3 separate regions of the Homo sapiens genome follow, and all the other regions are linked to region 1. The links are chromatin loops, found by intact Hi-C in ENCODE. Cell type or tissue: mammary epithelial cell. All regions are shown on one strand.

Region 1 (2,500 bases):
AGTGCTGCCAGCCAACATCCAGCTGCCCAGGGAAACTGCAGCCCCAGCAAGATGGGCCACCCTGGGCCACCCCCTGAACTTCCAGAGCCATCGGCTCTGCCCATCTGTGCCCATCTGTCTCACCTGTAACCCTAATGGCAGCCTCTGTTCAGGACCACCAGCAGGAGCCAGGCCTCCCCACACCTCACAGTGCCACCTCTCCAAACCCATCCCTGCCATCTGGAGCCCAGGGGACAGTCGGAAGCCTGCTGAGGGAGGAGGTCAGGAGATGGAGGCTAAAGGGGAGAGCACCAGAGTGAGGAGGGGCTCCAGAAGCTAGGCTGAGGGCAGACCCTGCTGCCCCCCAAAAAGTCACCATCCAGTGGGGTCATTATTTTTCAATCGGGGAGGCTTTGTACATGTATTTCTTAAAAATGAGGAGGGAAGGACGTCTGCAGGAGCGTTTCCTGTGTTGGAGTCACCAGCAGCTCACGCCTCATTGCTCCCGTCTCCTCCAGCTGTAATTAAGCCAGAGACACCAGGCACTGCTGCCTGCCCAGCTCCAGTCCCAGCACAATAATCAGCCCTCAGTTAAATGAGGAGGATAAATACAGGCAGACCGGGACTCCAAGGACAACAGCCCCCGGTTACCGTCCTCCACAGACCCGGACCACCACCCAGCTGCCTTGGTCGCTGAGCAGTCAGAGGATGGACAGAACATGCAGGGCCTCCTTGGTGGGAAGCCACGGACAGGGGGGGCCCCCCACGCAGGGCCTCAGTTTTCTCATCTGTAATATGGGGGAGCAGACAAGTCCCCCACGTTACCCTCTGCAGGCCTCGCTGTGGTCCTCTCCACTTTAGCCGTCACCTCTTGGCCTCCTGAGTCAGACCTGCAGAGGCAGGCCCGGGAATCTGCACTTCCCGAGATGCCCCAGGGAGCCCCTCCGTGGAACCACGTGTGCCAACGCCTGGGAGGAGGGCAGGTGGCCAGAGGATCCTGGGGTCCCTCTCCCAGCCCAACCCCACCCCCAGGCCCTGTGGCTGCTCCCCCTCTGCAAAGGCACCAGGAGGGAGGTCAGGCCCTGGCGGAGCCAGCCACGCAGGTCAGTGCCCCGGGCAAGTGGGTGCTGCGGTGGCCTCGGGCCACAAGGGGGCAGAGGCGGCCAGCGAGGCCGCAACCTTCGCTCAGGTGAGCCGGGTCCGCTGCGCTGCGCTGCGCGCCGGGGTCCTGCACCCACGCTCTTCGCCGCAGAGGAGACCCCGGGGGGCAGGGTCGGGCGGGGGCCTCTCCGTGTGGCCTGGGTGGTCCTCGGGTCCTCAGCCCCTGCCCCCGCCTCTTCTGGAAAGCTCCTCACAACGCTGCCCGGCCCTGCTGCCTCCCAGCCCCGACACAGGAATCCCATCTCACTCCAGCGCCCGCCCTCCCCTTCCACGGTGCAGGCGGCTTCATCCCTGCTGAGTCTAATTCCACCCTCATTCGCCCCATTTCACAGAAGGAGTAAACTGAGGCCGAGAGAGGGCAGGGGCTGGAGCCAAGGCCCTCCCTTCTGGAGCAGCAATCCTAGAATTGGGAAACTTTGCCTTTTGTTATGGTAAGAAATGCTGTTGAGAATTTCTTAATTCCCCTTTGGAAAAGACAGGTTGTGCTGTGTGCAGAAATCGTTATTCAAAAATTACAGACTCTAGTTGTTTCTATGGAAACATTTTTTCACCTTATGCAAATGAAGCAAGAGGCATGAAAACAACGCCTTCCCTTTCTGCCCCCCTCCACCAACTTTCTTTTTGGAACCTTGAAAAGCTGCTGCTGAAAGTTTCGTCCTCTGTAGGGGTGCTGAAGGCGGCCTCTGACACTGGGGAGAGTTTGCTTCATTAACTCGGGGACCTTTGTGACCCTGGGCCGAGCCGAGACTCAGGGTTCCCCGGCCAATTACTCTGAGGCCCAGCTCCATTTACTCCCACTCTGATCATTACAGAGTGGTGGGTGGCAAATGTCACTCCAGAGTGTCTCCCCTGCCCCCTTGAAGGGGAACCCCTGCTTCCCACCACGATTCCTTCAGGAAGCCCCACAGCAGGAGGGAAACCCCCCACCGCTCAGAGCACCCATCGTTTACCCAGCCTGGACTGGCATTCTTTTGAGGAGCCAACCTCTGCACCCACTCCTGCACTCATCTCTGCCTCCACGGGGGCTCCCAGAGCCAAGGGACAGGAATGTTGGGCATATCTTTCCTCTGGTTTTGATTCAAGCCCCCACATTGGTGCCTTCCAACTATGTGGCCTTGGACAAGTCTCTGCCTCTCTGAGCCTCGTTTTCTCCGCTGTCGCCTCCACCCTGCTTAGTTGGGGGTGATAGCACCCACCTTGCAAGGTTGCAGGGAGGGTGACATGGAACGACCATCTTCGCTACTTAGCGCACAGTAGGGATTAAATGTGTAGGAATTCCCCAAGTTGCTCCTAGAGGAGCGGGGAGCCAGGGTGAGAAGAGGCTCGCTGGTGTGTGTGCTGCGTGGGATGTGGCCGCCCC
Region 2 (2,500 bases), 1.0 Mb before region 1:
CACATTCTGTTTGGGAGGAGGAATGGGGAATAATTTATTTACCAGTCAGTGCCAAATCCCATTTATCAGGGGTTCACCCCGTGGAGCATGAATACCTCAGGTTACCGGATCGCACAGGCGTGGGTACTGAGCGAATCCTGGGGTGTTTCTCGCCTTGTTGGCAACAGGGAAGGCCCGAGGTAGGAGACAAGCGGCATCCACCGCAGGCTTAGGGTGAAATGCGCTGCCCACTCCCTGTGGAGTCAGGCGGTGCCCACACAGAACTGGTGACCAGCGGGGTGGTGGAAGCAAAACAGATGGCTGCTATGGACCGAATGTTTGTGTTCCTCCGACATTCACGTGTTGGAGCCCTAACCCTCAGTGGGAGGAAATTAGGCTCAGATGAGGTCATGAGGGTGGAGCCGCCATGATAGGATTAGACCCCTAATAAGACCAGAGCCCTGGCTCTCCACCATGTGCAGACACAGCAAGAAGCTGGCCATCTGCAAACCCCCAAGAAGACCCCCACCAGGAACTAAATCTGCCGACACTTTGACTTTGGGCTTCTCAGCCTCCAGAACTGTGCAAAATCTGTTATGTAAGCCACCCAGCCTGTGGAATTTTGCTATGGAACCCTGAGGTGGTCAACACACAGCCAAGGGCTCCAGAACAAGGCGACCAAAGAGTCTGCCCAGGTCTTAAGAGGCACTGGATGTAACTTTCTTTTTTCTTTCTTCTTCTTCTTCTTCTTTTTTTCTTTTTAACAGTTTTCAGATCTCTGCCAAAATTCTCAATCTTGTCTTTTTCCTCCATAAACAAAGAATGCATATTTATTTTGAGATCTGTGTATCATAATTCCGTTATCTGGGTGACTGTGGACCATTCTGTTTTGTTTGCCTACAGAGTCTGTCTTGTCTCCTTATGTGCTTATTGTGTGATAGGGCATTCATTGGCTTATTGTAGAAATACATCAAGATGTAGGAGATCTCCCTCCAGGTGTGAGATAAGTTGGCTCTGCCAGGCACCAGGGGGCACCAGAACTCTATGGTTGCCTTAATCCAGTTTTAGGAAGTGTGATGATTCAAAGGTGCACTTTACTTCTCCAACTCAAGAAGGCTAGAATGCTTCTGGGTTGCCCTTACACCAAGACCACTAGTCCCCACCCCAAGCAAGAGAGGTCCCAGAGCCTACCTTTGGTGGGTCCTGGACGCCCACCCCTTTTCCTTATGCTTATAGCTGATTTTCAACAGAAATAAAGGAAGTCAACAGCATTAGAACAATGTTTTTAGAGTGCTGCAAGAAAAATAGCTGCTAAACTGGGATTTTCTATGAAAAGAAAATATTCTTCAAGACTAAAGATAAAGATATCTTCATATAGATGTTTGGCATGAGAAGAACTACACTAAAGAGAATACTTCCAGAACCAATACAATTGGGTTTTACAAAAAAGAAAATATTAAAAGGTATCTTCAGGTCAAAGGATGAACCCAGGCAAGAGGTCAGAGATGCAGGAAGGCATGAAGTGCAACTAAAAGTGTCAATAGATAGGGAAATCTAAATGAATATTCAGCCGGGCACAGTGGCTCACTCCTGTAATCCCAGCAATTTGGGAGGCTGAGGCAGGTGGATCACCTGAGGACAGGAATTTGAGACCAGCCTGACCAACATGGTGAAACCCTGTCTCTACTAAAAATACAAAATTAGCCAGGCGTGGTGGCAAATGTCTGTAATCCCAGCTACTTGGGAGGCTGAGGCAGGAGAATCGCTTGAACCCATGTGGTGGAGGATGCAGTGAGCCAAGTTTGCACCATTGCACTCCAGTCTGGGCAACAAGAGTGAGACTCTGTCTCAATAAATAGATAAATAAGTAAATAAAAGAAAATAAATCAATATTCATAGCATAGGACAATGACATCTTGTTGGGTTAAAAATATGAATAGAATGAAAATGTGTGGCAACTTGGCCTATAATTTGTGAGAGAATAGATGGAGTTAAAATATTGTAAGATTTTTGCATTCTCATAAAATTATCATTTATTATTAGACATAATAAGTCCAGAAGCATGTTATAATCAACCTCTAAGGCAACTATTAAAAGAATAATACAAGATTGCATAACTTTCAAGCTCATAGAATAAAAAAATGGAAAAATAAATGCCAGTCGCATTGGCTTACACCTATAACTCCAGCACCTTGCGAGGCCAAGACAGGAGGACTGCTTGAGGCAAGGAGTTCCAGACCAGCTTGGGCAACATAGTGAGATCCTGTCTCTACAAAAAATTTTTTAAAAATTAGCTGGGTGTAGTGGCCTAAGCCTGTAGTTCTAGCTACTTGGGAGGCTGAGATAGGAGGGTCGCTTGAGCCCAGGAGTTAGATACAGTGAGACATCTTTATGCCACTGCATTCCTGCTTGGGTAACAGAGTGAAATCCCATCTCAAAACAGACAAACAAAAATGGAATAAAAAAATAATTCATTCAAAAGTAGATAGTCAAAGAGAAAAAGGCATATAGGTCAAGTGAA
Region 3 (2,500 bases), 240 kb after region 1:
TCCCAGGGATGTCCCATAAACTCACCTTAGCATAGACCCTGACCGTTGTGGCTGAGACTGGCAGGCTGCACTACTGTGCTGTTGTGCAAATTTTTCACCTTTTTTTTTTTTTTGAGACGGAGTCTCGCTCAGTCGCCAGGCTAGAGTGCAGTGGCACAATCTTGGCTCACTGCAACCTCTACCTCCCGGGTTCAAGCAATTCTCCTGCCTCAGCCTCCCAAAAGTAGCTGGGACTTGTACAGGTGTGCACCACCACGCCCAGCTAATTTTTGTATTTTTAGTAGAGAAGGGGTTTCACCGTGTTGGCCAGGATGGTCTCCATCTCTTGACCTCGTGATCCGCCCACCTCGGCCTCCCAAAGTGCTGGGATTACAGGCATGAGCCACGGTGCCCGGCCAAATTTTTCACTTTCAATAGTTGCATGAAAGTCAGAAAGGCCAGTGCTAGGTGACATTGTGTGTATCATGTACAAAATCACAGGCAGTGTGGATATAAGACGTAAGAAGGCAGGGCACAGTGGCTCATGCCTGTTATCCCAGCACTTTGGGAGGCTGAGTGGGGGGTGTGGATCACGAGGTCAGGAGTTCGAAACCAGTCTGATCAACATGGTGAAACCACATCTCTACTAAAAGTACAAAAATTAGCCAGGCGTGGTGGTTGGTGCCTGTAATCCCAGCTACTCAGGAGGCTGAAGCAAGAGAATTGCTTGAACCCAGGAGGCAGAGGTTACAGTGAGCTGAGATGGTGCCACTGCACTCCAGCCTGGGCGACAGAGCGAGCCTCCGTCTCAAAAAAAAAAAAAAGACATAAGCAAACTAAGAACAACCTTCATGAGAACCTATGAGCACATGCACAAGAGCCTAAGTAGCCAGGCCAGGGCAGGAGGAACAGGGGCAGCATGACACGCCTGTCCACAACAGAAACGATGGAAGGCTAGGAACAGCTCAGGGTCACTGCAGCCAGGAAGAAGTCAGGCAGAAAATGCGATGTCAGCCCTGTGTCTGTCTTGCAGACCAATCACACAGTATCAAAGTAAGGGCGATTTGTGCAGCTGTATTCCTGACTCACTCTCCAGAGCCTCACTGGCAGAGACAACAAGGAAAAGGCTCGGTCTCTAGCACCCCCATCCGCAAGCAGAGGTAATGCTCAGGCAGCTCTCTCCCTCCCTGGAGGAGGAAGGTGACTCGCAGTAGCCTCAGAACTGGAAAGGGGAGCCACCAGGGAAGAGTGGCTGGAGCAACCAGCCTGGCTGCTCAGGGTCTTAACAGGATGGTGGGGGTTGGAAGGGGCACCTAGGTCATGGGAAAGAGCCTGGCCCCACACATGGCTCCATCTCCCTGCACCCTCGCCTGACCACCTTGGATCTGAGATACTCAGTCCCACAAATCCCTGAGTGGCTGGGAGACTGAGAAGTCTGCAAAGCATGTGGCATGTGCCAAGTGTCCTACTAAGCAGCTCCTCCAGGTACGGCTGCCTCTCTCCCTGAGCTAGTGTCAGCACCAGGCCTGGCACAGGAGACACGCACAAGTAACAGATGGTGAGGAGATGAGCGGAGGACTCTGGCCATGCCACACACAGCACAGCAACCCTAGGCCCATAGAGAAGGGAGGGGCAGGGCCCAGGCTCGGCTCACCAAAGCTTGGCCCCTGGCCTGTGGTAGTTGGATTGCCCCTGGAGGGACTCTTTCTCCCAAAGCCATATAATTCTGTTGAGTCACTAGTTTTCAGGAATACTGTGACTTCTGAATCATCCACGCAAGATCTCACCCCTGGGCTAAGATGGGCCTTCCAGACCAAGGTTTGTGAGGGTGACTCTCCCTGGGAAAGGTATTGACACATTTTCTCCTCAGTTCAAATCAAGTACCTCATGACTGTGAAGTTACTGGGTCCCATAAGTGAGCCCCAAGTGCCTGCTACAGAAAAGTACCCTACAGTCAGTAACGAGCACCAAGCTTCTCCCTGGGCATCTGGGGACGATGGTCCAGTGCTCCCTCCCCAGTGAGCCCAAAGACAGAACACTGCCGGGGCACAGCCCAGGTGCACATGGTGCTACAGCAACACAGGCCACACTGCCATTTATGCAGTCTGGAGACAAGGGAGAAAGGCAACCTCAAGGAATGGGTACAGAGAGAAGGGGACCCTTGAGCCAAGTCCAGGGGGATAAGGAAGACTTTGCCTGAAAAGAAGGAAGGAAAGGGAAAAGGCCTAAAAGGGTGTGTCATGTTTGGGAAAGAGCTGGAAAGAATTCAAGGCACACAGCAGGCAGTTTGTGATAGGAACAGAAATCGGGGCAGGGTGAATGGGCCGGTGACATGGGTTGGTTTGCATCCCGTACTGTTTGGGCTGCAACCTGTATTGTAGTATGAGGGCAAACAGCAAAGTTTTTACATCAAGGAATGACAATCAGAGTTGAGAATACGTAATAATAGAAATTACAACAGCAGTAGTCACAATTTGGGCATCTACGATTACCAGGAACTATACCAGGCACTTCCCTTGTA

The links. Peaks named below come from ENCODE experiments on the same cell type or tissue, not always from the same donor. Only the 100,000 strongest peaks of a DNase experiment are listed, where the experiment ranks them.
Region 2: a loop joins it to region 1, with 4 times the contacts of the local background. A loop is called at or near these places in 4 of 110 quality-filtered maps.
Region 3: a loop joins it to region 1, with 9 times the contacts of the local background. A loop is called at or near these places in 16 of 110 quality-filtered maps.

Annotation. Positions count from the first base shown.
Region 1 is chr14:100,653,594-100,656,093 of GRCh38, reverse strand. No RefSeq gene overlaps it. Among named protein-coding and RNA genes, the nearest start is that of LINC00523, 2.4 kb to the left of the region's middle. In mammary epithelial cell, a CTCF peak has its summit at 1,112 (motif pointing right); no DNase peak of the experiment used is centred here.
Region 2 is chr14:101,664,181-101,666,680 of GRCh38, reverse strand. All of the region lies in intron 1 of LINC02320 (long intergenic non-protein coding RNA 2320), which reads left to right. Among named protein-coding and RNA genes, the nearest start is that of LINC00239, 65 kb to the left of the region's middle. RefSeq lists an enhancer at 1-211. In mammary epithelial cell, a CTCF peak has its summit at 1,007 (motif pointing right); no DNase peak of the experiment used is centred here.
Region 3 is chr14:100,416,249-100,418,748 of GRCh38, reverse strand. The region is part of intron 2 of WDR25 (WD repeat domain 25); the gene reads right to left. Among named protein-coding and RNA genes, the nearest start is that of WDR25, 41 kb to the right of the region's middle. In mammary epithelial cell, a CTCF peak has its summit at 1,125; DNase peaks (open chromatin) are centred at 1,098 and 1,748; H3K27ac peaks cover 463 bases.